2 separate regions of the Homo sapiens genome follow, and region 1 is linked to region 2. Evidence: chromatin loops called from intact Hi-C (ENCODE). Cell type or tissue: dorsolateral prefrontal cortex. All regions are shown on one strand. Each heading gives the region's core, and the rest is flanking DNA. Links, peaks and the distances in the headings are about the cores only. Region 1 has its middle 73 kb from the start of SLC10A2. Region 2 has its middle 100 kb from the start of ERCC5.

The links. Hi-C counts contacts between places; a loop is a spot of excess contacts. Peaks named below come from ENCODE experiments on the same cell type or tissue, not always from the same donor. Only the 100,000 strongest peaks of a DNase experiment are listed, where the experiment ranks them.
Region 1: it touches region 2 in a loop (2.7-fold over the local background); 6 of 110 quality-filtered maps call a loop at or near these places.

What each region holds. Positions count from the first base shown.
Region 1 is chr13:103,130,633-103,147,318 of GRCh38, forward strand. No RefSeq gene overlaps it. Among named protein-coding and RNA genes, the nearest start is that of SLC10A2, 73 kb to the left of the region's middle. RefSeq lists an enhancer at 3,684-3,743. In dorsolateral prefrontal cortex, for the core only: a CTCF peak has its summit at 9,866; no DNase peak of the experiment used is centred there.
Region 2 is chr13:102,939,934-102,956,619 of GRCh38, forward strand. No RefSeq gene overlaps it. Among named protein-coding and RNA genes, the nearest start is that of ERCC5, 100 kb to the left of the region's middle. In dorsolateral prefrontal cortex, for the core only: CTCF peaks have their summits at 8,254 and 8,460; a DNase peak (open chromatin) is centred at 8,308; H3K27ac peaks cover 3,067 bases.

The DNA of each region.
Region 1 (16,686 bases), core at 5,911-13,910, 190 kb after region 2:
TCAGATTTCCTTCTTCTTAGGAAACATCAGACGATCTGGCAATCTTGGGTTCTCACTGCTAATGCCAACAATGGATTGGACCTGAAGGCAGCTGCCCTGTTGAGATGTGTCATTCATTCTTCAAGTCTGACTAGCCCTGACCACGCACCATTTTCTTGCAGCTCCCTGAATTGGCTTATTTTGTGTATTAACGGAACAATGATTAGCAGTCAAGTTTGTGATTCCTGCCTATGCAAAATTTTCTGTTCTTTAATCTTGTGAAAAAGAAATCTCTGTCACATGATTAATCAATTCCAGTGTTGCATGATTAGATTTCAGACTGAAAGCTGTGTAAGAAAGGGAAAAGAACTTGGACTTTGGAGTCAGGAAACTCTAGGTTCAAATTTAGACCCTGTAAATTATTCACGTATAACCACTGAAAAGTTTCTTTCTCTCTTTGACCATTGTTTTCTTCCTGTGTAAAGTATAAAAAAAGACCATGTGGCAGAGAACTATGAGTACATATCTGGCATCCAACAGATGCCAGGTTTCTTCAACCTTTGCTATGACAAGTGTCACTAAAGAATCTGGAAAAAGACTTTGACTTTATTCTCAACAATTTCGGTCTGATAAGGGGGACAGACTAGTGTCCCATTATCTACGATGTTAACTTTGATCACCTGCTTATTGTGGATTTTTGCCAGGTTTCGCCACTGTAAAGTTACTATTTCCCTTTTTGTGATTAGTAAATAATTTGTTGGGAGCTATTTAGAGACATTGCAAATACCTTATTCTTCTTCAACCTTTACCCAATAGTTTAAAGATTCATAAATGGTTTTTGCCTGAATAAATTATTATGATAGTGGCCAAAAAATACCTGACCCTGGTTTTGGAAGTCAGGGAGCATAATCAGTATTTTCCAAGAAAGAGCCTGGGAAGGCCTCCCCCCGCCACCCCCATCCCCCGGACTGCAGGACATCATTGTTGGTATCCCTGCAATGAAAGAAATCCATTCTGCTATTCATCTTACTTTAATGCCTTGGGACTGAGTCAGGGAAGGTGTCTTGTCCTCTACGTATGATGGGGTAGACAGGAAGACATGGGGTCTTTCATTTCTGTGGTTGGACATGGTGAACTGACTTTCGTGGAGAATACACATAGTCAGAAACTGCAAAAATGCAAGATGCATGTTGCACTGGCATACCTGCGTTACTCCTTTAGAAACAATGAGTGCCCCATTCATCTCTGATCACAACCATTCATCTCTGATCAGAACTTCCATCCATCACCCTCCCTCTCCCTCACATTGCCTTGGCCAAACTGGCCTCCTCACTGTTTCTCAAACAGGTTGTGCACATTTCTGCCTCAGGGCCTTTGCACTGGCTGTTTTAGCTGATGGGAATCCTTTTCTCTACATATCCACATGGCTCTTCCCTTACTTCCTTACAATCTTTCCTCATTTGAGAAAGGCCTACTTTGACTACTCATTTAAAATTGCAGCACTCTCTCTCTAGGATTCCTTTTATCCTGAATAATTTTTTTTTCGGCTGCTCTATAGATAGAGCTGGGCTATCCCATAGGCAGAGCAGCCTGGTTTTCTTCTATCATTGTAGAAAGCTATGTAAGTTACTTTCTATATTGTCTTGATTATTCCTAATCAGTCCCCACTAGAATGTTAGTTTCACAAAGGCTAAATTTTTGTTGTTGTTCAGTTTTGTCTAAGAGCTGGAACAGTGTTTTGTTGGGTAAATATTGTTGGATGAATGAATGAATGAATGGTAGTTTCTGCTTAAAGTTCAATGATGGGGCAGACTTCCAGTTGGTTATGAAATAGAAGAAGAAAAATTAAATGATCTAGGAGAGTGGGACTATTCTCTGGCAAGGTTGCCCATGAAGACATTTGGTCTGGGCACCTGAGCCCTGTGCACCTGCCTTTTTTTTTTTTTTTTGAGATGGACCCTCACTCTGTCACCAGGCTGGAGTGCAGTGGCCTGATCTCGGCTCACTGCAAACTCCACCTCCCAGGTTCAAGCGATTCTCCTGCCTCAGCCTCCCAAGTGGCTGGGATTACAGACGTCCACCACCATGCCTGGCTAATTTTTGTATTTTTAGTAGAGATGGGGTTTCACCGTGTTAGCCAGGATAGTCTCGATCTCCTGACCTCGTGATCTGCCCGCCTCAGGCTCCTAAAGTGTTGGGATTACAGGCGTGAGCCACCGTGCCCAGCTGCGCCACCGTGCCTGGCTGCACCTGCCTCATTTTTATCTGCACGGCAGTTCTCTCTGCTTTCCTGATGGGTGGGTGGAAGGTGCCCTGCCACTCTAACCCAACAGGTCCTGCACTCAGAGTGCTTAGAACTGCGACCTTTATCTCTCATTATACCACATGCCATAGATCCTGGCATCCAAAGGGAGTGTAGATTTCTCTGTTTTGCTTTCAAATCCCAAACCCCTGGCAGAGACTCCTTGCTTCTGCTTGAGTCAGCTGCCACATCCTATGCTCACCTAACTGCGAGGGAAAAGGAGATCTCAGGGCTGCCTGAGGCTACCCTGTGGTCGCATGCTTGTGACTAGTGACCTTGCAAAGGGAAGGAGAACCTGCCTTCTCCTCGGGAGCCCTTGACTTCAAACAGTTGGGTGCATGTTGCTTCTGTTCCCTTTATCACCCTGGCATTTTGTTCTAATTTGTCCCTTTCTCCTTTCACTCTTTTTCTGATCCCCACTCACACTGGTCTTTGTTCTTGAGGTTAAAAGAAGCTCAGGCCAGCTTGATGCTTCTCAATGGACTCCCAGGCACCAGGAACACGATTGAAGGCGCTGGCCAGGCTCTGTCTCTCAGTCTCTCTGATGTGATGTGGGGCTCCTCAGATGGTGTGGCTGATGGAGGCCCCAGCTTCCCCCTTGGTGGTCACTGGTCAGTTTTCACTCTGTCTCTTATGCAGTGTATTAACCCCAGGGGGCATTGCTCTCTGCAGCAGACAGTGGAAACAGCCTGTTGGGAACGAGGCTGCCCATCCAGCTCCTTCGATCTTCTGATAAAAGCAGACTGGGGCGCAGTCAGCAGCAGTCGGATTCCTTTAAAGACCTGCCTGCCTTGCCAAGAGAAGGGTTGTTTGTTCAGGTTTGCACTTGGCTGGCATAAAAGGCATTGCAGGGACTGGAGTAATGGTATTCTCTTGGGTCTTGTCCAGAGTAACTTTAGAAAATAATTGATGAGCACTTGTTATTTTCCCCAGCTTAACATTCAACTTGTGGGTGATCCCCATTGTTAGACTTCACCTAAACCTGGCTTTGTGCCACTTTTTTTCTTAGACTTGGAAACTCAAAAGATTACATAAATTTGTTGGTTGTAAGTATTGGATGTCTTCCCATGGAGACTGGACCAGAGACAGCAATATAGTTCCAGGTAAATTTATGAGTTTTTATTCAGGTTGGACGTTTTGGCCTCATATGAGGACATTTTAGGGCATTTTGCTGCATTCCTAGAAAACACCTTCAAATGTTGAGCTGCCAGTGTGCTGTGGGGCAATTCTATATGGGGGTGCAAGGAACACTTCTGATGAACTGAGAAGGAAAAAATGGCTTCCTGACACTCTTGCTGGGCCACACAGGTCACCTACCAAGCCGATTCAATGGCTGAACTTTTGTATAAAAAAGCTAGATAAAGCAATCCCCTCTGGCAGAATGAAAGTTTCCATTAAATGTGAGCCAAGGGCCATCAGCTAAATTGAAAGATAAAGACATGCAAAGGGTATCTAGTGCCCTGGTGCATGTGGAACTGAACCGTTTTATCTAGAGGTCGAGGGAGTCATAGTGGACAAGGTCCCTTGAGGGGAAGTGGTGAAGCCAAGGGGCTGGAGGAGATGCTCAGGCTGAGAGTGACAAGCAGAAGCCAGGAAGCTTAGCCAGAGACATGAGCCTCAGGCAGAGCTGAGTGGTCTCTGCCTGGGGAGGAGAGAAGCAAAGACATGCCAATCAGAGAACAGAGTTCAGCTGCCAAAAAGTGCAATGAACCAGTTTTCTCTCCCCATCTCCTTACAATGGAAGGAAAATTAAAAACAAACAAACAATAGACTCTCACCCATACCTTTTATAGTGCATTTGTAGCTGTTATAATATTTTTATATAGATAATATTTTTTTGAATGAGTTCTGGAGATCTAATGTACAGCATGGTGACTATTGTTAACAATACTATATTGAATACTTGAAATTTGCTAAGATATTGATCTTAGGTATTGTCATAATATACAACAAATATTAACTCTGTGAGGTGATGAATATGTTAATTAGTTTGAAGCTGGTAATCCTTTCACAATGTGTATCAAAACATGTTGTACATCTTAAATATATACAACTTTTATTTGTAAATTATACCTCAAAAAAGCTGGAAAAGATAATGAAATAATATTTTGTGCTGGATGCTTTTTTGTTGGGAAATGGCCCTGCATCAATCACATGCTCTTGATGTCAAGTAAAAATTCTTCCTTTATCCCTAGATGGGACTCATTTTTACCTTTATAATTCTGGTTACAACAATATGAAACGGTACTGTGCAAGAGTTATTTTCTTTCATGCCTGCTGTTCGTGTTTAATGACTTGGATCTCTGTTTTAACACAATATCCACAACTTAAAACTCAGAGAACTGCCAACACAGATGCTAGTTTACTTTGTATAGCTCTAAGATGAGAACTTCAATTTCATATTGGGGGAAAGTCACCTACCACTCCCCTCCCTGCCCTTAGAGCTAGAACTTGTTTATGAAGCAACCTCAGCTAAATGCAAAGAAGATAAGCCAGAAGAGAGAGAGTACATGTCTATTCCAAGTCTGTTATGTTCCCTGTTCAGCGCGTGACAGCCTGAGCCTCAGTGGTTTTGACACTATGGTCCCATGAGCTCTAACTTCTGATGAGGTTTCCTGGGGATGTGCTAAGAGCCAAGCAGAGAGTCTGTCCTCCTGAAGTTCCACTTGGTCCGTTTTATATTTTGGGATTACCTGTCACATTTGTTTTAAAGATGGTTACTCTTGCTTAAAAATAAATTTAAAAATGGTTTCTGTATAACGCTTAGTCTTCACAACATTCCTGTGGGTTTGCTACCCTGATTTCCATTTAATAGATGAAAGAATTGGGGTCCTGGGTAGTCATCTGGTGCAGGATAACAGGTGGGTAAGTGGCCTCCCGCTCAGCATTTCTCCACAGTCTCACTTAGAAGCAAGGAAAGATGCCTCTGAGAGAAGGGACTTAAATATTCATACACTAATGCTTATGCATGTTCCTCACCAAGGAGTCCCTGACTGTCACTCTATATTCTTTTGTCACTATGACGATGGACATGACAGGCAGATTTCAGAACAACATTCAACAAATATTGATTGAGTTAAGAGTCAAATAGAAATATGCTCAAACCCGAAACGAGGCTGTGAGGATATAGGGCGGTGAATGGGACACCTGCCTTCATGGAGGTTACAGCACAATGGATAGACCGATATAAATAATAAACTACAGTCTTGTTTCCAATTTTGAGAAGTACCATGTCTCATCACGATAAACAGTGTTGAGTTTGATGGGAAGAAAAGAGGTGCTCAAAGCAAACTGGCTGAGAGATGATGGCTGAACAGCAACGATGGGGGTAGAAGAACTCTAGAAAGCAGACACACAAGCTACAATTTAATCTCTTTTGTTAATAACAGCTGTCTTCTATTACTTTTTTACAATGGGATTATTAATATTAATTTTTCCAGCAACCCTAAGAGAAAATAGTGACCACAGGTGTGCACGTGTATTTACAGAGGAGAAAGCTGAGCGGTGAAAGGTCACACAACTCCCTGAAATCTGCAGCCATGAGGGAGGGGCAGCAGCGTGGAGCCCTAAAGCCATCTGTCCAGGCACTGAGCGCTTAGCCGCCCACACTCCTAACTGTGCTTCTGTGCTCCTGCTCAACACAGCCTTGACCCTGGTGCAGCAGCGTGGACAAACCACACACTCCTTTTTACGGCAAATGGAGTTTATACTGCTTGTTAGCCCCAGATTGGCTCCCCACGCTCCCCTTTCTTTCTTGCTGGAGGCCTGAGTGATGGCCGCCAGTCTCTTTCCTCTGTAAAGCTCATAGCATCCCCGCAAGCCTTGTCACCACCCCACCTGGTATCTGCAACTTGTTCCCCTGGGGCAAGTGCTCAGTCCCTCTTATTCTAACCTAAGAGCCCTAATCTCCATGGAAACATAGGCAGGGAGGGTCTTGCAAACCAACCCGGGGATCTCCGGAATTTAGGAAGCCTTGGTGTGGTCAGGATACTGGTCTAATGACCATGACCACCTTGCTAAGACTAAGAACTGTTCTCACCTCTTCTGATCGAGGCCACATCTCCGGAATGCCTTTTGTTTCTCAGTGTGTGGGCCTGGAAACTTACTGAGGTTGTGATACCAGGTGGCAGCTAATAGCCTCTTAGGTGCTTACTTGTGGGCAATTGCAAGTTTTAAAACTTTCCTGTGTTCTTGTCTCCCGCTGAAGTATTATATTTGGGTGATTTCCACAAATTTGTTTTTTCTAGTTTAAAAGAGAAATTAGACTCTATTTTTAATGTTCTTTATGAACCCCCTCCATGACAAAACAATAGCCAATAGTGCTTAAAATTTGTAAGAATGATTTAACGTCACTGGGAGAGATCATATGTAAATGTGTTTACACACCCTTGTATAGATTTCATGTCAAACCAAATTCTTCAGCCTGCAAGTTCAACTACAATTTTATTTATTTTTTTTTATTGGGATATTTTTCTTTTTTTTTCTTTTATTATTATTATACTTTAAGTTTTAGGGTACATGTGCACAATGTGCAGGTTAGTTACATGTGTATACATGTGCCATGCTGGTGTGCTGCACCCATTAACTCGTCATTTAGCATTAGGTATATCTCCTGAAGCTATCCCTCCCCCGTCCCCCCACCCCACAACAGTCCCCAGAGTGTGATGTTCCCCTTCCTGTGTCCATGTGTTCTCATTGTTCAATACCCACCTGTGAGTGAGAATATGCGGTGTTTGGTTTTTTGTTCTTGCGATAGTTTACTGAGAATGATGATTTCCAATTTCATCCATGTCCCTACAAAGGACATGAACTCATCATTTTTTATGGCTGCATAGTATTCCATGGTGTATATGTGCCACATTTGCTTAATCCAAATGTCCAACAATGATAGACTGGATCAACTAAAATTTTAAATCAGAGGTCTTTATATGCCTTAGCCAGGTTACGAGGGTTTCAGAATTTAAGGGCAAAATCTCTTACCTCTATAAATGTTGTTTCAATGTATCAAGAATCCCCAAATCATAGTCAGACAGCATTTATCCCTGGTTTATCATTGATTTATTATTTATTAAACACTTCATTATACCAGGCACTGGGGGGCACCCAGAAGTGACTAAAAGAGACCAGGTACCTGGTTTCATTGAGTTTATATTTTAGTTTAGGAAAACACACAACAATATAAAACATAAATTTTAAAAAGGTTAATTTCAGATAGCAAAAAGGGATACGAAGAAAATGGGATGGTGTGATAGAGACCCAACTTACAGCTGAGGGCGACCGGTTCTACCTGAGGCAAAGTGGTTAGGAAAGCTGTTAATTAATGGTGACCTTTAAGTAGAGACCTGAATGGAAAGAGAAGCCAAGCCTGTGAAGACTGGTGTTCCAGCAAGAGGGGTTGCATGTGCAAGGGTCCTGAGGCTGGAATGTGCCTTGTGACTTCAAGAACAGAAGGGCTTATGTGAAAAGTGAAGCATGGTGAGTCCAGGGAATTCTGGAAAACCTGGAGGAGGAGAGGAGGCTGGGTATGGGACCCTGACGTGGAGCTGGATTTTATTCTGTGTGAGGTGGGAAGCCATTGGAGAGTTTTATTCAGGGTACTGACATCACTTGGAAAAGAGTAAAAGATTACTCTGGATCACAGGATGTAAAAGCAGTGGCAGAGAGGCTTGGCAGGTGGCTGGGGATGTCCAGACTACTAGGATGGCCCTTAGACCAGACAGGAAACAGTGGAAATGGGAGAAGTGGGTGAGGTCCGTGTATATTTCAGAAGTAGCACTGATGGGATTTGCTGATGGATTGCAGGCAGGGAGTGAAGAAAACGGAGGGGGTGGTAAGGAAGATTCCCAGGCTTTTGACTTTAACTGTGTGAACGGATGGTGGTGCCATTTACTGAAATGGGGAAGACCCAGTGAGGATTTGAGGTGAAATGACAAACTCTGATTTGCGATTTGAGTGTGAAATTCATATTAAATATCAATGTGAGATCAGAGGAAGAGGGAAGGAGAAATCAACCAAGGGAAGCTGAGAAGGAGCCTTAGGTAAGTGGAATAATGAGAGTGTTGCAGAAACCAATAGAAGAAAGAGCTCCAAGAAGGAAGGAGTGGTCAACTGAATTAGGTACATGTGGAAAGTCGAATACCACAGCTGTGGAAGAGGGTCCAGTGGGGGCTCATTGGCAGTCTTGATTTGGTCAGTTGATGGAAGAAATAGAAATCTGTTTGGAATCAGTGATGAAATTGGGAAGCGAGAAAGTAGAGACAGTGGAAACAGCCTTTACTTGAGGTTACGCTGTGAAGGGGGCATTGCATGGTAGTTAGGACACTTGTACATTAAATATTGTTAAGGTGGAAGGTGTATCATACATTTGTATTTTAAAGGGAGAGTTCTGGTACTGCGGGAGGCTATCATCTTATACCAGTCAGAATGGCTATTACTAAAAAGGCAGGAAAAAAATAACAGATGTTGGTGAGAATGCAGAGAAAAGAGAGTGTTTGTACACTGTTGGTGGGAATATAAATTAGTACAACCTTTATGGAGAACAGCATGGAGACTTCTCAAAGAACTAAAACTAGGAGGACCACAGGATCTGGCAATCTGGATATCTGGATACCCAAAAGAAAAGAAATCATTCTATTAAAAGGATACCTGCATTCATCTGTTTATTGCAGCACTAGTCACTATGGGAAAACTACGGAATCAACCCATGTTCATCAATGGATGAATGAATAAAGAAAATGTAGCATATATACACAGTAGAATACTATTCAGCCATAAAAAATGAAATCAAGTCTTTTGCCTCAATATGGATGGAATGGAAGACTATTATTTTAAGTAAAACAACTCAGACACAGAAAGACAAATACCGCATGTTCTCACTTACATGTCGGAGCAAAATAACATACACATGGACATAGAGTGGGAATGGTAGATGATGAAGACTCAAAGCACTTTCAGGGTGGACATGGGTAGATAATGAGAAATTACTTAATGAGTGCAATATACATTATTTGGATCATGGATGCCCTAAAATCCCCAACTTCACCACTATCAATACAGACATGTGACAAAATTACACTTAGACCCCATACATTTATACAAATACAATTTAAATTAAAAATGCAGATGAGATAGGAGATGAGATAACTCCTGAGAGTAACCAAGTAAAGCATTCGCAAAGGTGAGTGAGGATAGGCACAGAGCACTAAGTGAAGGGTGGGTTTTGATTCCCTCTGGGGCACTTGATGTGTCTGAAGAGGAAAGGCAGAGGACAGACAAAGATATGCAGAGGCTGGTGAACTTGGTGGTGTCAAAATGAGGAAACTCCTCTTATGGCTTCCATTTTCTCAATATAACAATAAAATGATCTAAACATAGAATATGCTATACTATAAGTATAGACAGATTTAGGGGAACAATCCATTAAAAATGTAAAGGGGTGCGGGGAACAGATCCGTAGCTTACAGTGGTGAACCATCAGCTATCCAGACCCATCCATGTCCTCGGGTTTCTTTGTAACTGAGGTCTTGAGCAACCATGTCTTATTAGATATCAGCACCTACTGATAAAATGTGGGTATTGCAGTCCAGGGCTGCTGAATGTGAATGGTTCGAAGCTTCCCATTTCACAGAGAATAACATCCAAACTCTATCTCAAGGCCCCATATCTGAACCCAGCCTCTGCTCCTGCCTCAGCTTTTCTGGAAGGTTTTAGAAATACATTTTAGCACTGGAGTAGCTGAAAGGAGACCCTTAAAATGAGAAAGATGGCAAAGAAAAAGTGATTCGTTATTAAGAAAGTGCCCTTTTAGCTGATTTCTTAGAAAGATGTATTCTTTGAAAATGAAGTTTATGTTTTATAATTAAAGTCTGTGAGATAGTAGAACTTTTGATCCATTAATCATTCCGACCTTCCTGCTTTTGACTTCTGCTCAGCTGGCCTTTGTTACTCAACATACCAATATATCCAATTCCTCCCTTCTCAGAGATGCTTTCGAAGTCTGGTTTGTGGATTTCTCTTCCTTAGGCAGCCTCTTAGATACTTGTAGTTGCCCAGGCCTTGATGTTTAGCATTTTTCTCTCCACGCTGGGTACTTTCCCTCTTTCCCCGGGCAATCTCATTCACCCCAAAGACGTGAACTATCATGTATGTCCTCTGGTAACCCAGAGATCCGTATTTAGTCCCATCTCCTCATTGAAGACTGGGAATGGGTGGTCCATTCCTTACGGATTTCTCTTATCAATGCTCCACCTTATGTCTTACATTTAATTCAAAGCAAACTGGATTTGTCACTCCCCTCACTTTCAAAATCTGCCCTACCTCTGGTCTGAAGGTTGGTCAATTCAATCTTCTTTCTTACAGTGGCCCAGGTGAGAAACCAAGGAATTATGTTTCCGTCACTACCTCTGGTATCCTTAGTCCTTGGTGTCTCTCAAACATGTTCCCGCCTTCCTTCCTCTTTTCTCTTTTTTGCTGGACTTTTCCAAGAGCAACACCATGTGTTTCTTCTGTATCTAGTCCCTGTTCCTTCACATTATTTTCTTCTTACCTACTTCTCTCGTCCCATTTCTTGTTCCTCCTCTAAAAGCATAGTTGTAGCTTAACCAAACTGCTTATCTCTCTATGAATACATTAATCTTTCATCTCCGTGGCTGGCACATGACTGAAGTACTCTTTATATCTAATTAACTCATTAATTAACTGATCCATCTATTCATTAACTATCCAACTGTTAACTTTGTCTTATTTTAAATTTTGATTCATTTATTTCTTAGCACAAAGCCATTGTTGTAGTCACTGAAGAAGGGGAGCCAGGAGGACCCTCGCTTTTCCTTTAAGATCCGACTCAGAATGGGATTCTCTGCGATGCCTCCACGACCCCTCATCTGACCTAGGCTGGGTTGGGCATTCCTCCTCTCTGTCCTCACATCACTGTTACACACCTTCATCAGAGTACCTGGCACACAGTGTGTCATTATCGGTCAGCTTATCTGAGACATCTGGGAACTGAGATTCAGGGGTCTGTTCTTCATGTCTCTGTCCCAGCCAGACACATGGTTGTGGCTTATTAATACTCAATTCACCAACACAGGAACAAATGAAAGGATGTTTGAATACCAGCCACCTCTCCCAATTTTTAGTGGTTCCAAAGCAACACAACAGTGTTTTTAACGATCCATTTATATAGGTTTCCAGATAACCTGCTATAAAAGCACTGCTATTTGATTAAAGGTTCAGGAGGTCAGACTAGATGGTCTGATAAAAGATCCTCTCAATTCCCTCCTGTTAATATATCCATAGATATGGAGGGTTATCCAAGGTGAGGAGACTGACAAATGATCTAATGCAATCCTAGGCTGTGTTAATAGAGGAAAGAAGTGTGTCCAGTTCACAGAAGATAATAAGCTTTCTGCACTCAGCACTGCTGAACTCACTGCAGGAAGATTGCGATTAATTCTAGCTGCCTTATTGAAGCAGGAGAGCACCTCTCTGACATCTATCCAGAGAGGTCCAGAGGTCAGTGGGTAATGAACCTTATCTTATATAAGCAATGGTTGAAGGTACAGTGAATGTTCAATGGAGAAAAGAGACATCAGCACAGAAACACGTCTTCATGAATTTGAGGCCTGTTATTTGGGAGAGGAATTAAGGCTATTCCATTTGACTTTAAGAGCGAGGATTTTTGGGCCTAGAATTATCTACAGAATAGATTTTAGCTAATTATAAGTAAGAATGTTTTAACAATTGAAATGGCCTGCCTTTCATATTACTGAGTTTCTCAATGCCAGCAGAGTGCAAGAAGACAATTACTATTTGCTAGATAATCTCCTGAGATCAAAGATTCTACTATTCCAAGATGGTGACCTTATTTTCCTCATCTCCAAAAAAGATTTAAGAAGAAATGAAATTTAAGTACATCAGGACAATTTAGTCAACAAGAAGAAAGTCTTGGAATACAATTATACTCATGAGTAGGTCTGTCAGAAGTTTTCGGAGGTCTCAACTGCAGAATAACTTGAAAATTAGTTTGGATAGTCACTAGTTAAAATAATTTAACTACTCGTGTTCAGAATGAAGAGGAAGTAAATAGGCAGGGTGTTATTATCCCTGAATCAAGGTTTTATTTGACCTATATAATATCTGTTTTCCTTATAGTAATAGTACAGTAAATTGTACAGTAAAGCATTTTTGAGCATGGAAATAATTTAATTAAGAAAAAACCAACAATAACAATAAATAAAACAGAAAGCACAGAGGACAGATAAATGTTTTATCAATTCATCAACTGTATTGCTAACAAAATACATTAAGGAATTTGACTGTAAGACCTTACAGAACCTAAAACTATTGTTTTTTTCTAAAAAAATTGTTCCTGTTCTAATCCAGATATTTATTATTTTACCTTTACTCATGATTGCCAAGCATTTAAGTATTTTTAAATGTCTTAAAGGTTTTTTCCCCCAGCTAATTTCTATCCATATGTGGCATTTTTGAAGACAGTTTTATTAGAACAAATTAACAAATATATCCTTTATTTGAGTACTGGGATATGAAATTCAAATTGGTATTATTTTTATAGTTTATCTCTACTATCTTTGCCTGCTGCATGCATATAAATTCCATTATCATTAATAGGAGTTATGCTCATACAATGAAAGCATTTACTCATTAGTGTCTAATGCACCTCTCAAGGTTATCCTAAGGTGCAGAAGTTTAATGAGTACTTAATGAGAACTCTAGTACCACTGATTAGGAAAATCCATCATGTTTGTGATATGGATATCACAATCTAACACAGGGAAGGTAGTAAAAGTATTTAGTCCCAAATAGTCTCTTTTGTTATTAATCACATGTATGGAAAGCACTTTGTGTTGACAAAGTTATGACCTTTAATTTAGTCCATTAATACTTGAAATCTGCTAATCTCTTAAGTAATTCATCACAATTTAAATTTTCATGCAGTATATGACATTTTGTAATAAATATATTACATAAGACTGAAAAACTTAGATCATGTTTTAAAATAGAAGTTTTATAGATATTGAAAAACTGCTTGCACAAAATTTAGTAAATTTTTTGCTATTGCTTTGAAAAATAATTTACAATGGAGGAATCCATTAGCTGTTAATATGGTGGGAATGAAATCAGTCTAGATAATTCAGAGCAATCTTATTATGTCTCCATTCACATAGGTTCATAGTTATACATCATGAGCAAGAGAAAAACATTTTAAATTGTGAAATATCTTCTGAAACTCCTACTAACAGTTTGATTTGAACATTTTGATCAATTTTATCTGCTAGGTTAAAAAACCAGATAAAACATAAAGTGGAATTGTTTAAATAGGATTCTGAGTACCTTTTTACATTTTCAGCTAAACGAGGTTTTTGACATATCCATTGTTCTTAGCTGTGGTGCTAGCAATGCTTCCCATGATACCTGTTATTTTTTCTTTTTAATCACTTACTGAAAAGTTTCTTTCCCAAGGAATTGATAGGTTAACAAGTGTCCTCCTACATTATGAGATGGTGGTTGTAATGATCAAATAAGGTAATATATGTAAAAGTGCTTTATAGCCATAAAAAGCTTTATATGTATATAATTTGTTTTTGTTGGATATCAGTAAAAATGGTCTGTAAAGTTGATAGCTTCTGAATGGGAATTGGGTGGGTTGTAATAGATGTGTGGAATGGTCAGTGTTCTGGGGCTGGCTTTCTCTCTGTCTCTCCATTCTTTTTTTTTTTTCCTTCTTCTTCTTTTTTTTTTTTTTTGTTGAGACGGGATCTTGCTCTGTTGTCCAGGCTGAAGTGCAGTGGCGCAATCTCAGCTCACTGCAACCTCTGTCTCCTGGGCTCAAGCAATCCTCCTACCTCTGCCTCCCAAGTAGCTGGGACTACAGATGTGCACCATCATACCTGGCTAATTTTTGTGTTTTTTGTAGAGACAGTGTTTCACCATGTTGCCCAGGCTGGTCATGAGTCTTTTTCTATCCTTCTCCCTTTCTGTCTCTGTCTCTCATGTTCACACATCCACACCCACGTATTTCAACTGACTTGCCATTTTAATGTATACTTACTATAATTAGACCTAAATCTTATAGTCCAAATTCCTTGGGTAGAAAAAATATTCATTCAGACTGATACCTGGTGGATTTCTTAACCCATAAGAATCAAGAAAAGCATGTGGGATGATATAACAGGTACCCAGTAGATGAAACCTGAGAAATTAAACTAAAAGCAAGTAAATGAATACCATGGTAAAGATTGATGAGCCCTGCCATACTCTCTCTAGAGTAAAACAAAAAGAACAAAGCAAGGAGGAGAGGTCTTTGGTACATCACACAGGGTAGGAAAAAGGGAAGATTAGGAGTAATTGACTAGATGTTCAAATATGAAACCATTATTAATAGATCCTACGCAGGTGTCATCATTTTATTTATGACTACTTCTCAAGTGTGTTAGTTCATTTGGACTTCTATAACAAAGTAGCATAGACTTGACAGCCCATAAACAACAGAAATGTATTTCATATGGCACTAGAGGCCGAGAAGTCTAAGGTTAATGCACAGTAATCTGGTGTCTAATGAGGGCCCACTCCTGGTTTGTAGATGGCTAACTTTTGTCACACCCTCCCAAGGTAGAAAGAGAGCTAGAGAGCTCTCTGGGGCCTTTTTGATAAGGACACTCATCCCATTTATGAGGTTCCTATTGTGACTAATCACCTCTCAAAGGCCCCACCTCCCAATATCATCTCATTGGGGGTTAGAAGTTCAAGTCTGGAGCTGTGAGGACACAAACATTCATTTCATAACATCAAGGGTGATGCAAATGTGTGAGCATTAGAATGTGTCATGGAATCCTATTTATACTCACCAAATATCCCTTTGGGAAATGTAATTTTACCTCCTTTGTAATGAGAGGCTTTTGGCATACCCATTATACTATCAAAATATTAGATTACTTTGATCTCATTTTTCTCTTGCTCACTATCTAGAAGAGGATATACTATAGTATATACTAGTGGGTAGATACACTACTAGTGGGTAGTTTCAAGATGGAAAAGTTAGAGGAAGAAAAACAAGATGCTTAAATTAACCATAGCTAGATCATTACTGCCTTGGATGAATGTAATATGTATTTCAAAGCATACAGGATTTGGTACATCTTTCAGATTGATATGTACATAAAACATTTATAGCTCTGGCCTGTTTTAACCTCTAATGAATGAAATGGATGAATAAACCTTGAAGATACTGCATGTCTTGGTAAAACTAAATGTGTTGTAGAAATAAAGTAATGCTGAGCTTGATATCAATACCAGTTATTTAAAAATCTGAGTATCAGAAAGTATACAAAGCATATATATGAAGCTTGATAAATACTCACACAGTATGCCCACCACATAGATGAGGAAATAGAAACCCTATGAGGAAGGCTATTAGATGGTGATGCCTTACCCGAAGTGATCACAGGATATCTTTCAAGTCAAGGGTATCATCAATCTCCTCTTTTTTAAAATTATACTGTGGTTTTTTTAAATGGCTTTTTAAAAGAGTAGTTTTAGGTTCACAGCAAAATTGAGAGGAAGGTACAGAGATTTCCTATGCACCTCCTGCCCCCATACATGCACAACCTCCCCCACCATCGCATTCCCTCACCTCAAAGGCACATTTTTTATGATTGATGAACCGAAATGGGCACATGGTCATCACCCAAAGTCCATAGTTTACATTAGGGCTCCATGTAGATATTGTACATCCTATGGGTTTGGACAAATGTACAATGACAGGTATCCACCATGACAGTATCGTGGAGAGTAGTTTCACACCCTAAAAATCCTCCGTGCTCTGCCCATTTATCCCCCTCTCTCCCTGTGATTACCTTTTAAATAAAAATGTCAGATTTATTGAAGAAGCTGATTCAGGTAAGTTTGTAGTTCTGGAAACACAAGAGTTAATTGTGAAACTTTTCCAGTTGATGACTTTTATAGCCGATAGCATTTTCTGTATGTCTGCTTGGTCATTTACACTATCTTTAATAGTTCTGAGCATTTGGCATTTTGCCCTTGAAATGTTATGGAAATCATATCCAGATTTTTGAAAGCAACTCTGTTAGAATCAGCATTTTTCTCTGAAAAAGTCTCAGAGAAATGACTCCTTTACAATTTTAAAAGTTAATGTGTTTGGGGGGCAGGGGCTTTAAAAACATCAATTTGTAGACCAGGTGCAGTGGGATATCTCCTCTGAAGTAATGAGCTTAGGTCAAAATTTCACCCTCTGTAACTTGGGGCATAGTCCCATGTGTACAAAATTGCACGGTTCATGCTGTTAAGCAAATTCATAAAGTGATAGAGCTAAGATGAAAATCTCAGCTTTTTCAGGAATTGTTGGTTTCCTGTTAAACTTAGTG
Region 2 (16,686 bases), core at 3,301-11,300:
TGATTTATAAGTGATGTTGACCTTGATTACCTGGCTGAGGTAGCGTTTGTCAGGTTTCTCCACTGAAAAGCTACTTTAAAAAAATCCCTTTTTCATAATGCACTCTTTGGAAAGAAGTCACTATGGGTGGCTCAGAGTTAAGGAGTAGGGATTGACACTCCACTTCCTTGAGGGTAACATATTTACATAAATCACTTGGAATTTTTCACGCGAGATTTGTTTCTTTTCCCTCGTTCATTAATTTACTCAATCACTTATTTATATCAGTATGGACCCATGGACATTTAATTTATACTTTGGGTTATGATACAGTACTACTTTATCCTGTTGCTAAATTGCTTCTGCCCTGGCCATTGGGAGCTCTTTCAGTTGGCTCCTGTGCCAGCAGGGGGCAGTTGTAAACATACACTAGGTTGTGGCACCACGGTCTGTGTCAGAGGGAGGGCTGGGAGCCGTCAGAAGAGCCCTTGAGGTTTGCCTGCAGGAGGCATGGGGAATGGATAGCAGAGGTTGGTGGACCCAGAGTTCTGTTTAGCAACTCAAAGGTTCTGCGGATTCTTAAGCAGGAGGATGACATTATGAATAGTGTCTTGGATGATTACTTTGGAAGCTCCATGCATTGCGTAGTTTCACTCATTCATTCATTTAACAAACTTTTAAAAATCCTGTTCTATCACCTGCTGGGGAATGAGGGTGGAACATGATGGGGAAAGAGAACTAACACTTACTGAGAGCCTACCTGCCACATGGCATTTTATACACTCAATTCCAGGTAATTCTCATAGCAACCCAGTGAGTTAGACATTGCTTTCAACATTTTATGGCTAAGAAAACTGAGCTTATTCTAAGAATAGCCAGCTGACATGTACAAAATCTAACTACCCTGCAACTGCTGTCCTGTGAGGTAGCAAAAGCCAACCATATGAGACATCTGACCAATCCCCAGTGTCTTACCCCAGCACCAGAAATGTAAATAAAGAAACCTTCTGATGATTCCAGTCCCTGCCAGCAAACAACTGCAATTGCACAAGAGACCCTGAGCAAGAACCACCCAGCTGAGCCCAGTCAACACTCAGAACTATGAATGATAATAAATTGTTTTATTCCACAGAGTTTTGGAGTAGTTTGCAGCAATATAAAACGGATAAGTGGCAAACACAGGTGGTGTTTTTTTCCTCTGCACTATCTTCCCTCTGGTAGTGTCTGCTGTTCTGACAAGGATTCTAGATTGAAGCAAAGAACATGGGAAGCCATTACATTTATCTATTGAGGATGCCATTTGGGTCTGGCTTGAGCTGGGTTCTTGTGGATGAGAAGAGGCAGAACTAGGTGGCATCTTAAGAGAACTTGCATTAGGGCAAGATAGCATTTACATTAGTGCATTGTAGAGGGAAAAGATAGTGAGTTTGTTATCAGATAGTATTGAATTAGCAGTTGCTTTCTCACTTCCTGGTAGTCTAACCTTGGATATCTTCTTTAACTCTGATTCTCAGTTTCCTTGTCTTTACAGTTGGGATGATCTGAGGATAACAACAGATCCAATGAGGCAAAAGTAGTAAGTACTCAATAATTGTGTTCCCACAGTTTTCTAAACATATCTCTATTATAGCACCCATTGCATTGCATTTGAATTGTTTATTTTCCAGTTTGTCTCCAAAATACTCAAGTCAAGTAGACTCTGAGCTTCCTTAGGAAAGCTTATATTACATATTTTGTATTCTTGCTGATTAGCACAGTATACAGAACAGATATAAATAGCTGCTGAATGAAAGAAGGAATTGATGAATCAGTGAGTAAAGATGAATTGTGGAATGAAAGAAGGATAAAAAAATAACTTGAAGGTAACTAGCCTATTTGGTTTGGGGTTTGAAGGTAGCATTTGTTAAAAGGGGGAAAACCAAGGTGGAAAGAATTCTAAGAACAGTAGAAAGTGATTGGTAGTAATAGATGTAATACTAGGCTGAGAAACAGATCTGGCCAAGAAAAAAGTTTCAATGGAGTGTTCAGAAGCCCCAGGTGAAGGTGTTAAGGAAGAAATGGGTGCTGAAGGAATGGAAGCAGCATTGGAGTCCTCAGGGTTGGCTGGAGATGCCTGTATCCACACATATAGAGTATATGCTTTCTCCCCTGAGGAGTTTATTTAGCAGAAGGTGGACATATTAGATTGCATGATACTTAAAGAACACATTTCCTATTCATCTAATCATCAAATATTTATGAATCATCCAATGTATTCTAGCAACTGTGCCCAGCATGGGAACATTGTGCTGATCCAAGTATGTATAATGTTTCCCCCTTATCAAGCATATGTTCAAAAGAGAAGAGAGTCATTGAACAAATTATCAACCAAATAAATAGGTAACTATTAATTGAGTTACAACTTGTGAAGAGAAAATATAGAGACTGTTCGCTTTTCATCAATTCCATTCTGTCCATCTTTAGTCAGAGAACGCCTGAGTTTCAGCCAGGAACATGACCAAGCATCTAGCATCTTTTGCAACTTGCCCAAGTGACTAAGTTCTGGCCAATGGTAAATAAACAGAATTATTATTATTAATTTTATTATCACTTCCTGAGTGTGCCTCAAAAAGGAATCATGTATATTCTCTTGGTCCTTCCCTGCTTCCTGCTGGCTGGAAGATAATAACTGAAACTGCAGCCTTCTACTGCAAGATAGAAACCATGAGTTGTAGACTGTAGAACTTCCCATATAGTCTTGGACTATGGATTATAATGAGGCAGAAGAATGAATTTTCATCTTATTTAAATCATTGTATCTTTTGATCTATTTATTATTGCTGTTTAGCCTATATCTTAACTAGGAAAACTACTAAAGAGGGTGTATTAGTTTGCTCAGGTTGCTGTAACAAAATACCATAGATTGGATAGTTTAAACAGAGAAATTTATTGTCTTGCAATGCTGGAGGCTGCAAGTCTGGGATCAGGATGCCAACATGGTTGGGTTCTGGTATGGGCTCTCTTTTTGGCTTATAGACAGGCACTGTCTTGCTGTGTCCTTACATCATGACTGGGATACAGAGAGAGAGAGAGAGGGAGAGAGAGAGAGAGAGAGAGCACAAGAACAAGACAGCACTCTGGCCTCTTCTTATAAGGGCACTGATTCCATCATAAGGGCCCCACCCTCATGACCTCATCTAACCCTAATCATCTCCCAAAGCCCCCATCTCCAAACATCATCACACTGGGGGCTAAGCCTTCAATATATGAATGTTTGGGGGACACAACTCAGTTCATAGTAGAGGGCAAGGGGAGGACCCAGTTTAAATGGGAGTAAAGGGACAGGAATCTCCCATGAGGAAGTATCTTTGAAGCTGAATGAAGAAGAGTGCTCCAGATAGAAGGAATAGTGTGTATAAAACCCTTGAAGGGGGAAGGAACTTGATATTTTCAAAGAAGTATGAGGGAAAGCAGGTGAGAAAAGACCGGGGTAATCCCAAATGAAACAGGAAGTCTCTGATGGGTTTTAAGTAATGGGGTACCATAAACTGATTTGCATTTCCAAAAGCTTCCTCTCTACTGGGGGGATTGGAAGGAAAAGGAATGGATGAGGGGGTATCACTCAGCCTCACGGGGGGATAATGGCAACTAGCCCTAGAGCTGTTGTTGGAGCTGGAAAGAAGTGATGAATTTGAATGATATTTTGAAAGTAGAACTAACAGGTCTTTTTAATGGATGGGATATGTGTCAGGGAGAAGCAAGGTGCTTTCAGGGTGATCCCCAAGTTTTGAGAGGGAGGAGACTAGAGGGTAGAAAAAATTGGCAGATTAAGACCACGTGTCCAATGTCTTTTGAAGATGTTATATAGAAAAAGAGCCCCAAATCCAGCATTCAGTACCCACCACTGTCGATTATTAGCCATGACCTTGGGGATGTTACAGCTTTACCAACAAAGAAAACAAGGTTTTGAGATTAAGAAACATAAAGTCAGCATTTTGAACTTAAAATTCACAGAAGTAATATGTCATAGTAGAAAGCATGGGCTGTGAAGACAGGTGTCCAGTTATATTACTTCCTTATTGGGTGACCTTGAGGAAGTCACTTAAATTACTAGAACCTCAGTTTTCTCATGTGAAAAAAAATTAGTGGGCTTGTCCTGTGGATTAAAAATGATAATTTCTGTAAAACAGTAGCAGGCTGTCTGGCATGGTAAGTGCCAAGTAGATATATGCTTAATTGCTCCAAGTAACTTACATTTAGTGTTCAATATGTGTAGAAATCAGATAATTTAATTGTATATTTATATTCCAAAACTCAGAAAGGGGAAGACTGAGAGACAAATACAGGCTGAATTGCCTGAACTGCAGCAGTCATTACACAGCCCTCTTTCTTCCCGGGTCTGAATATTGAAACTGGGAAGTGAGTCCCTGAGGGGTATTGGAGTTAGACCCTGTAACTCACTGGTCAACATGTTCTGTTTTACAATTTTCCAGAAGGTAGCAGTGATCTTCTGGAAAAGTTGTCAAGCACCAATAGTAAGCTCTGAATGCAACTTCAACAGTTGTCATTATTTTTTAGATTTTTCATTTATAGAAAGTCCATGCAGCTTCCTGGAATTTGGGGGTATTTGCTCAATGTACTGTGGGGAAGTGGTCTGAGCCTACAGCAAGAACACCACTTTCATAGTTAATAACTAAATAGTCAACAAGCGCACCCACTCAAAGGGCAAATCTGGCCAAGGTATTAGGATTTGTACTAAGAAAAATGCCTAAGGTATTTCATGGATATTTGATGAAAGTACTTGGTCATCACCATGATTTTAAATTCCAGTGACCTGGAAATTCTGAAGGATGATTTCAAAAAAGTTTTTACTCTTTTTCATCTCAGTGTGTGGTGGATGGTGCAGAATGCATTCCTTCTGTAGAGTTACCCACAGGTGATAGCCTTCTTCTCAGTGTGGCAGAGGGGACATGGTGGGAACCCCTGAGGTAGCTGGACATTTATCTGGACCTTGGTGAGAGAGCCTGGCCCCTTGGTACTTTGAAAAAATGTGCAGTTTGGATGGGAACCTTTGGAAGTCAACACTGGAGAAGTGGTGGGACTTTGCCTCCGTGGGGTGTAACTTGATCCTATTGGGAAACAAGGATTTGCCTTTTACAGAGTTTTGCCTCTATCAGATGATAATAATGAGATTCTTCAGCTTCTCCTTAGGCATTATTCTTGCACCTGTTGCTTGTGGGGCTTGAGTTTTTAATATGCTAGATGCCACTTTATGTCTCATTCCTAGTGCTGGGTTTTAGCAACACAGAAAGCAGAAAGCCTGACGTTCTACAGCCATATGCTTGCATCGTTACTTAAAGAGAAAGATAGAAAGAGCAGAAAACTCTTGATATTTGTTATTTTAATTTTTCAAACAAGAGGAGCAGAGCGAATTTCCACAAGTGAGAACAAAACTAAATCGTGCTGAAGAGAAAATCTATTCTTCTATCCTTTGGACTTATTTTTTTGTACAAGTAGATCATACGTAGGTTAAAATAATCACAAAACTTGGAATTTATCCAGTTGTATAGTGGGTAATTACAGAGTTGCTTTGTTTAATGATGTGGTATTTTATAGAAGGGCATTTTTAACCTTTGTCACTAGTGCCAAATGGAAGGGGACACAGCCCTTCATAAAAGGTATCATAATTCTAATTGCATGTAAAGTTTATTTAGAAGCAATTCATTTTTAAAGACGTGTTCCAGTTTGTGTACTTTGTTTTTAGCGGGTAAATATTGCGGACGTAAATTGGTTTGTGGTAACAAAAGTAAAGTAAGAGCAAGTGCTTGTTAATAATCTGTTTCACTATTCATATTTCCAAAGTCCAGCTCTGGCTAACAGAGACGCTGCAAATTCATTTCTAAAACACAAGGGAAGGCCTTTATATAATCAAGTGGCTCATTAGAGAAGATCAGAGGATTTCAAAGTACACTTTAAAAATCAGAACTAACGTATTGTATTTAAAAACAAGATCAAAGTGGACACCATGTCCAGAGATCTTTTGCATATATTATCCTTCCGTATTATTATCAGAAGTGACTTTCATTGACATTCACTGTAAGTCCATGCACGTACTAATGATAGATTAAACAGTTAAACCACCACATTTATTCATTTGACATGATTATTGGGTGACTTATGTGCAAAGCGGTGTGAAACCGAATACCACATATAGTGTCTGTCTTTTGTCTTTGAAATGCTGCTACTGAAGTGGCACTTTCAAAAGAGAAGTCATGACACCTTGAATGTTGTCCTGGGGCCAGGATCATTTAAAATAATTAATAGAAGTGGAAAGTGTATTAAAATTTCTAAAGGCTTTAAAATGTGAATTTAACTAAATTCAAACATTTATTGAGCACCTCATGCACAAGGTACAGGGCTAGACAAAGTGGGTTGTGCAAAAAGGAATAAATCATGGTCTTTGTCCTTGAGAAGCCTTTGGTTTAACGGGGAGACAGTATATGCAGATCTATGATATTATAGGAGTTATGAGAAAGTGAGAGACAAGATGCTGCGTGATCACAGAGGTGAGAGGAATTGCTCTGTTCAGGGGCAGCAGGAAAGGCTTCGTGTGGAGACTGAGTCAGACCCTGAAGCACAGGTTTCAAAGCATGTAATGAGGGAAGAGCCTTCTCCATGAGTACTACTCTGGACAAAGGATGGAGATGAGGAAGTGCACTGTGCATTTAAGGAAGCATTTCCATGTAGCTGTGCTAAATGTCCCATGAGGGGGATCATTGCATGAATGGCAGAAAAGGAAGAGGATGAAGTGAAAAGTTTCAGTGATCTGAAAGTGATGATCTGAGTTTATAGTCTGATATGGTTTGGCTGTGTCCCCACCCAAATCTCCGTTTTCGTGACAGTGAGTGAGTTCTCAGGAGATCTGATCGTTTTATAAGGGGCTCTTTCCCCTTTGCTCCTCACTCTTCTCTCTCCTGCTGCCATGTGAAGAAGGTCCTCTGCCTTCCACCATGACTATAAGTTTCCTGAGGCATCCCACAGCCATGTGGAACTGCGAGTGAATTAAACCTCTTTCCTTTATAAATTATCCAGTCTTGTAATATTTTTATAGCAGTGTGAGAATGGACTAATACATAATCCTTCTACTTATTAACCACATGCATTTGGGTGTCATTTACCTTTTGGAACCTTAGTTTTCTCATGTCTAAAAAGATGTAGTTAATTTCTGCCTGGATGGTTAGAATAAGCTAGCTTACACTGCAATAACAAACAAACTGAAATCTCAGGGACTTAAAACAATAAAAATAGAATGTTTTCTAACATCAGGGTTTAATTTGGTTTCTAGGGGTGGGAGCTCTGCTGCAGAATGAGTTTTAAGCGCTTCATCTTGAGATGCTTTTGTCTCCCACACAGGTCTCCACATTCACCACCAGAGGGGAAGAAAGAGGGAAAGAGTGTGGGCAATCTTTTAGGGAGCAGGTGTAGAAGTACATTAAGTCTGTTCACATTCCATAGACCAGAACCAGTCCCATGGTTCCACCCAGGTGTCAGCGGCTTAGAAATAGAGTCTTCGATGTGCCCAGGAAGAAAATGAACTGTGTTGGGATACACATGACAGTGCTCTGTGAATCTCCAATATTACTGTGAAAATAGTTCATAGGGCACTGTGTCTGAAATAATATGTGTGAAAGGACTAGGGCGATGCAAGTCACTCCTGTCATGTTAGTTTCTTAAGACTGGAAATAGTTACGGGCCAGCCTATCAAGGGTCTTCAATTGTTGTCAATTTGAGAATTTATAATTTACTTCCTAGGTTATGGGGTTAAAAGCTTTTGAAGAGGGGAGTTACTTGAAAAAAAGTATGCTTGAAGAAGATTGGACAACTACCTATAGGGCTGGAGGGTCCTGGGGAAAACTGTAGACAACGGTCTTTCGTGGTTGTTGAGGGACTATAGAGCCTAGACATAAGCCAAAGCCAGGGTTCTGGAAAGGCAGGCAGGGAAGTAGGAGGATGGCAGCAGACTGAGATATTTTATTTGTCTTTACATCCACAGTATCTTCCACAGAAGCAGTACCTTCACATGCGGTAAATAAATGTTGCTGAATGAATCAATAATGACTTAATGAATGGATGAGGAAATGAATTCCATTTTGCAGAACAGTTAATTTTGCATTTGACTTTCTCTCCATATAGATAATAAATCCTTCGAGGTTGGGAATCATTTTTTTTTCATTATGAAAGGTCATGATATGAGGCTAAAATGCACAAATAATTTATGGCTCTGGGTGGCAGTGAGTCCTCATGCATGCAAATCGGGGAAGAGAAATTTGCAGCTGGGGATTATCCTGGCGGCGCCAAGACTAACAAACAATGGAGGGACAAAGCCCGTGGACATGGGGAGACTGAATCATTGTGAGATAGGAAAAGAATACTGGCCTATGCAGTTTAAATCTTTTATTGATTTCAGCATGTTTCTCACTCATCAGCATGACATTTTAAATAACAAAGTATTCCTTTGTTAAAATCCAGAGGATTATATGAAATAAACACTACTTCATATGAGAAACTCAGAGTTGAAATAAATGAAAATTTTAAAACCCTATCCATGATTTTACAAAAGAGAAACTATAAAGATAATTTTGTTTGCTTTTCAACTTTAATGTAATATCTGTGTAAACAGAATGTTATCTATGTTTGCTGTACTGTAGTGTTTCACTCTATATAATCCTCGGGATTTTAGTAATTTAGTTATTGCTTCTGATAAATCATTTAAACATTTCTTTTGTATTTTCTCTGTTTCTCTAATGAACTTTTTTAGTCATCTGAATCAGCAGGATTGGTGGTAAAGAATTTCATAAAAATCAGCGAACATCCTCAAAATTGTACAATATAGTTATCAAATCAATTATAAGGTGAAACATTCATTTATTGATTTAATAGACATTGACCGAATATCTTCTATATGATAACATGGTGGTGGTGGGGGGATTCAATGGTGAGGTAATGATAGATTAGAATCCTTTTTTTTCAAAACATTGGAGAGCCAGTGCATTGAATTTCTGCCATTCAACAGGCTGAAGCAGATGATGACAAACTCTTCCAAATATTTTTGGCCAGTGGAGCTTTTCAATCAATCCTCCCTTCAACTTTAAGGAAACAATATTTGCTTTTTATTTTAGTGTGTACTTGTAACAATAATTAAGCCGTTTTTCAGCTATAAAATGGCCAACAATCAAAGGGCTATCAAATTTTCCCGGCTTGGCTTCCTAATTCTTTTTGTTTTAGGGTTAAGAGAAATTTGTCTAGGTATTTTCAGTGTATATATAATATATATGAATGCAGATATAATACACATATTATTACATATAATATATATATTTCATACTAAAATGATATGTGTGCAATACTATATTTTCAATGACCTAGAGTGTAATAAGACTCTGAAGGCATTCTTCAGCAAAGTAAATAATGTCTGAATTATAAAGGGTAAACCTCCAAACTTCTGTGTTCTATTGCACTATACACACACACACACACACACACACACACACATATATGCATATATATATATATTTCAGTATTATATAAATTGTTCTTACAACAATTTAGTCAACTAGAGGTTAGGTGTATGAGCTAACATGTTCCTGTGCAATTAATGAATTGAGTTATTATTTTGCAGGTCATTGGAGCGGAGAACAGATGCATACAAGCCTCTATAGAATTTCACTTTCTTTAGGTGATCAAGGCTAGGATCACAGAATCCTAACCACATAGATATATTTTCAAAGCAAATCCAGCTAAAGATTAATTTTACTCATTTGTAATTTTATTTGTTTGTTTATAATAATGCTATAGTGATTTTTAAATGGATTAGACAGAACATTACTCATATTAGGAGGAGCAGAACAATGATTCTGGGAAATGTTAATCAGGGTTCCCCAAACAAAGGCTATCTGATCAGATTAGCTGGGACTAGCTAGACTGTATGCTACAGTTCCCATTTGGTGATTCAAAATATTGATTGACATTTTAAAGTATCCAGAAGGGCTTCAGTAAAAAAAGTATCGAACTTTGCTTGCCGTTAACAAACTCACTTAATAGTGCAAGGAAAGTCTATTTTTCTTGGCACAGGATTAATGCTACATTACAAGGAAAACTACAAAGTTTTTCTTTGACACCAGTTTGGGAAGCACTGCATTAGCTAATTTAGACTATGCTTAATGCTGTTAAAAAATGTAACTCAAAATGAACGCTAAGTCTAAATCGAACACATCGGTTTAGTTTCACAGCTGTCTGTGAAATCTTTGGCAATGATCTGGCCGTCCTGTTCTACTTGCATTTTCCTAAATGTGTCATGAGGTGATGCCACCATTCCCTGCTATGTGCTTTTCTTTTTGTCTTCTAGAATGTCCTTACGGCTAACTTACGCAAAGCCTGTATGTCTTAGCTCAAGTGGGACCTGTGAAATAGTTCCCTGACCTCTTCTAAATGTCGAGAACTGTGTTATTTTACGCCACTTTTGAGCTAACACTTAAGCCTGCCACTGATTCACAGATGCTGATAGAAGACACAACACTCCTGGGTAAGAGACAAAGGACTTTTTCCCTCCCTGCATAGCAAGTGGCATGCAATGAATGCTTGTGTCAGTTCCCTTCGTCTCCCAAGTCCCACTGGGGCCACACAGAGTGGTCCTGGATGTTTAATTAGTTATATTTATTTATGTATTTTTATTTATTTATTTATTTTTTAATTTTACTTTAAGTTCTGGGATACATGTGCAGAATGTACAGGTTTGTTACCTAGGTATACATGTGCCATGGTGGTTTGCTGGATCTATCAACCCGTCATCTAGGTTCTAAGCCCCACATGCATTAGGTGTTTGTCCTAATACTCTCCCTTCCCTAGTCCCTCACCCACCGACAGGCCCCAGTGTGTGATGTTTCCCTCCCTGTGTCCATGTGTTCTCCTTGTTCAACTCCTACTTATGAGTGAGAACATGCGGTGTTTGATTTTCTGTTTCTGTGTTAGTTTACTGAGGATGATGGTTTCTAGCTTCATCTATGTCCCTGTAAAGGATGTGAACTCATTCGGGGCCCTGGATGTTGCACGTGTATTTGAGAAACCCTCAGCTTAGGGAACACCAATATTTGGTAATAAATGAAATGCAAGCAAACCTACCTAAGTTTTGCCCAGGAGGGAGACATCTTTTTTTTTTTGAGACAGAGTTTTGCTCTTGTCACCCAGGCTGCAGTGCAATGGCATGATCTTAGCTCACTGCAACCACTGCCTCCTGAGTTCAAGCGATTTTCCTGCCTCAGCTTCTTAAGTAGCTGGGATTACAGGCACCCTCCACCATACCTGGCTAATTTTTGTATTTTTTTTTTAGTAGAGTTGGGGTTTCACCATGTTGGCCAGGCTGATCTAGAACTCCTGACCTCAGGCAATCCAACCACCTCAGCCTCCCAAAGTGCCGGGATTACAAGTGTGAGCCACCACGCCCTGCCTGGAGACATTATCTTTATTGTACTGTACAACATTCTTCCCTCTGCTCCAGAAGAAGACACTGTTCCTACCTTTCAACTGTTCATGTATATTTTTGAAAAGAGAAAAAAGGCTGTCATGCCTCTGCTAAGAAGACGTGTGAAAATGAGAAAGACCCACAGAGAACTGTCTCTCAAGACTAAAATCCTAGTCACCAACTTAGTGCTCTTCCTTAAATTACCCCAACCACCAGTACAATCCCACGATTCTGATCTTTCTTGAGTGGCTCTAAGTGCTGCTTTTCTGGTGGGGATGCGCTTTTCTTTCTGCTTTTATTGCAGCCAGCTGAATAACAGACAGAGTAGGTGTTCGGCAAAGTTGATGAGATACAAGGTGGTGTCTTTAACTGTTGTCTGAAGCTGTCTTCAAGTGCATTTCCCCAGTTACCTAAGGAGAAAGGAGAGAGGAATGGAATAAGCAGGCTTTCACTAAAAGGCTCAGATGGCTTTAGTAATTCAAGGAGGAAATCTTCCTTTCTTATAGAAGCAGCAGTGCCGCAGCAGCGTTGCGGGGCAACAGGACTCAGTGGCCTGCAACTCTTAAAGGCGGGGAGAGACCACACTAACCAGAGTGCTGGCAGCCACACAGCAGTGTCAAGGAAGGCGATGACAACCAACCATCGTATCAGGGATGAAACAGGGCCTGGCAGGCAGCTGCAACACCGAGTAGCGGATAGGAAGACTATAGATCATGCAGCATCTGCTTAGGAGTTTTCTGGTCACAAAAATGCGAAGAGGAAGAGGAATCAGCATGTGGGAAGGAACAGAGATGGATTATACATTGGGGGAACCCAAGTCAATAAATAAATAAATAATATGTAAGTGAATGAATGCACAAATGCATAAATACACATTTTGCAGGAAGAGTTGGGGTGTGGGGGAAGGGTTGGATTGGAGGATAAGATTAGGCAAAAAACTAGCTGGACCATCGGTAGTGAAGGGCTCCTAACTTAGGTGCTTCTCAAAGGGGAGCTCTCAGTCCAGTAGCTGTTTGTCAGGGGTCCATGAAGAGATGAGTGGAGAAATCAGGACTGTGTGTTTAGAAACTTTCGCAGCAATTTGACAGACTCTTTTCTTTTTTTCTTTTTTTTTTTTGAGACAGAGTCTTGCTCTATCACCCAGGCTGGAGTGCAGTGGTATGATCTCGGCTCACTGTAACCTCCACCTCCCGGGTTCAAGCAATTCTCCTAACTCAGCCTCCTGAGTAGCTGGGATTACAGGCATGTGCCATCATGCCTGGCTAACTTTTATATTTTTAGTAGGACAGGGTTTCACCATGTTGACCAGGTTGGTCTCGAACTCCTGACCTCAAGTGATCTGCCTGTCTCGGGCTCCCAAAGTGCTGGGATTACAGGCGTGAGCCACCGTACCCCATCAGCAATTTGACAGACTCTTTATGCCCATGACGTGTGACAATTAAAATTTGAGACTTTTATTTTGTATATGTTTAGGTTTTTTTGTATTAAATTTTTCCAATAAATACTTTTTACTGTTTTACACATGTATGTTCTGTTACTGAAACTTGGTTAGGAAACAAACTGATCTTCAGTCCAAATAGTCTGAGAAGATAGCAGTAGGTGAAGGGCTTTCAGAAGGAAAGTGGCATCCTGGGCTTGTCCTTTTGCACTGATTTCCCTGGTGCCTGCAGGGAGGATGGATTGGAAGAGGTGACACCAGGCGCTGGATTTAAGTTAGAGGGTGATGAATGGCACTCACACCCAAGAGGGATGGTGAGAGCCTGAACTGAGGTAGCAGCAAGCAGAGATGGAGAGACAAGGAAGGACTCAGGGGCCAACAGTAATAGCTAACCCTATCAAAGCACTGGGTAGGTAGCGGGCACAGTCTAAGTGCATCCTGTACTGTTATTATCACTCCCATTTTACAGATGAGGAAACCGAAACAGAGAGATTAAGTGACTGGTCCAATGTCAATCAGCGAGTCAGTGGTGGTGATGAAACTGAAGCCAGGTAGTTCTACCAGTAGGACTTCATGGTGAATTATTTGAGTGAAGCGGATGAGAACCACGTCAAGGAGGACTCTCAGGGTCATGTCCTGAGGGCCCTGGTTGTTGGTGCTGACAGGGGACAGACACGGAAGATGGAGGAAGAAGTGTAGCTTTGGTAAGAGACCCAAAAGGTGACGAGTTCATCCCTGATACTTAATGTTTGTTGAGTAAAATTGCAGAAATGCAATGAACTGATTTTGATTATTAACAAGCCTTTTAAAAATGAAAAAAATATACAGAGACGAACTATGATTTGATAGGCACTTTGTTACGTGCTTCAGTGTAATTCTTCAGATAACCCATTAGGTGGGCAGGTTGAATACAAATGGGCAAAGGAAAAGGAAAATGTGAAAATGGCCACAGTGTTTCCATCAGCCTGGATGAGTGAGAACATGTCAATAAAGAAATTCGAAAAGGGGAGTAGGTTTCTCTAGATAATGGGTGGAGAATACAAAAAAAATTATTGATTGCCTACTGTGTGTTAAGGGTTGACAGTACACTATCTTGTTTAATCCCCATAATAACTATCAAATATTTATTATTATTTTTGTTGAAAATGGAAGCCATTCTCAGAGATTTAAGTAGCTTAAACCAAAATCTCACAATAAGTAGAATTCAAACCCAGAGCTGACTAGAAGCCTCGTTCTATTCATTATCCTGTGTTGGCTATAATATGATGAATTTTATACAAGTGAAATTTGAAATTCAGGGAGGACACCATGAAGAGATGTCTAGCAGGCAGTTTAAGTAGGATGAGAAAGCAGAGTTAGAAATGGAGATTTGGGAGTGTGCTGGCTAGATTGCTGTAATGACACCCAATATTGATGCAGTTTGATGGGGCCTTCCTACATTGACCTTGGGCTTGTCTGTGTGGCTTGCTTTGCCAATGGGACAGCAGCACCTGTGAGGCGAGCGGAAAGTTGAAAATGTAGAAGATTGCGTGGGGTTTACTATCTATGTGCTTTTAGAACCTTGAGCAGCCAGGAGAAAAAACTCAGCCTAGCTGGGTAGATGATAACAGATATATGGCCTAGTTTCCTTCATGGTCTCAGCTGACAGCCAGGCAATCCCCAGAAGCAGGGGCTCCCAGTGGGACTGGCAACTCACTGCAAATGCATGAGTAAGCCCAGCCCAGCCTAGCAGAATTGCATAGCTGATCCCATTCAATGTTTCTGCCCCATAGAATTCTGAGCTAAATAGATGGTTGTTATTTTAAGCCACCATGTTTTGGGGTGATTTGTCATGAAGCAGTAAGTCATTGATGCAGAAAGCCATTGCGTTAATGGAGTAGTTGCAGACTTTGCAGATTTGAGAGTGCATGAAATCACAAAGAAGAGAAGTATTGAGATTTGAATGATTTATTTTATTGAGTTTCTTTTATATAATTTTATTTATTTTTAAAACAATCCCCAGCTCAGCAAAGTTGTGAGGACAGTGCAAAGAACCTCTTCTCTTTCTTCTTCCTTTCCTCCTTTCCCTCCTCTTCCTCTTTCTTCTTTCTGTACCATTTAATGCCCATCATTTCCAAATGCAACCATTAAAGTCAAGAAATTAACATTGATGCCTTACTAACATCTAATATTCAGGTCCCACTCCAGCTCTCCTGTTGGCTCAATAACACCTGCCAGAGAAAAAACAATCCAATTCCAAATTATACCTTGCTTTCAGTTGTCTTATCTCTATGTTCTCCTTCATTCTGGGATCATTTTCCAGCGTTTTCTTTCCAGCGTTTATAACCTCGGAGAGACTTACTAATCGGTAGCAGCATTTTGAATAGTAATATCCAAAACAAATGCCAGTAATATTTCCTAGGCTCTAAAGAAGAGCTACACCACAGTCTAATTGTTATCAAAAGGAATTCAAATATTGCCCAGAGCCCAATTATAGGGAAAAATGATTTTAGGTTTATTTTCTCCATGCCACCCCTGTCTACTTTCCAACAGTCATACAATTTAGTGAGAGGTCATCTTGCATTTCCCCAATGACCCCAGGGAGATCCCACCCTCGATCTGGGATCGTTCCCATTTCTCCACCCTCAGTACACCCAGAGGGAAAAGAACACTGGGGTGTCAGTGATGGGTGGAAAGCTAAGCTATTTTACCAGGTGGTTTTAGAAGACAAACAATATTCAGATTTCAGGAAATAGTGAATATATTTTTTTTTTTGGTAAGTACTTCTTGAAGTAAATAGTTTTCAGAAAGGGAGGTGGGAGAATGGCATTGATCAGGGAAGTGTTTTTCCCTTTAAGTTTTGGGGGCAGTTATCACCTCTGGCTTTTGTGCCATGTCTTGCCTGAATGGCTGTTGTCTTATTGACTCTGCCGGTATAATCTATCTGTATTTTCAGGTACTTCATTAAACATTTTTGGGCTGCTGACATCCCCTGTCAATATACAACACTTTTATTATTGAATATTTAGTAATGTTTTAGAGGATCAGATTAAGGATTGAAAATGGTCCCACTGTCTCCTTATCTGATCAAGGAACAAGTGCAAGGATAGCAAGAATGTGCTGGGAATAAGATGGTTTACATGAATCTTTGTGCTCCTTCAGAAATTATCAGCTGGTTTCAGCAGACACTATGGACCTTATCACCTGGAGGGAGCTCTGTGCACTAAAAAAGAAAGAGTAGACTGAGTGTGAGTGTGTGTGTGTGTGTGTGAGAGAGAGAGACAGAGAGAGAGAGACAGAGACAGAGAGAGGTTTATTTGTTGGTTTGTGTTTTCCCAATAGCATTTACTTGATGGCACTTTCCTGTACTCGTTATGTTCTTATGATCACTCCAAACTTCTTTCCATTTTCATTTTTTCTTCTCTCAGCTTAAATTAAGAAAAGTGAGAGAGTTTGAGATAGTTAATTTACAGTTAATGTCTACATCTTGAAACATAGCCCACTCTTCTTTGTATATGTAACAGTTATGTTTCAGTAATTCCATTTAGGAATTTTTGAGGCAAAGGTAGAAATTTGCTGTGTGTTTAGTCACAAGATAAATACACAGTCTTCAGTCTTCTTCAATATCTTCTAACTGCGGTCACTTTCCTCTAATGGTAACTCACAGAAAACCAATAACATCTCCAATAAAAGGGTTAATGATACCTGATTCTCCTCTGGGGCCCTTAGATTCTGCTGAGTCTCTTCTCAGATCTGGGGAAATATGATTAGCTGTGAAGTCAAGGCAGAGTAT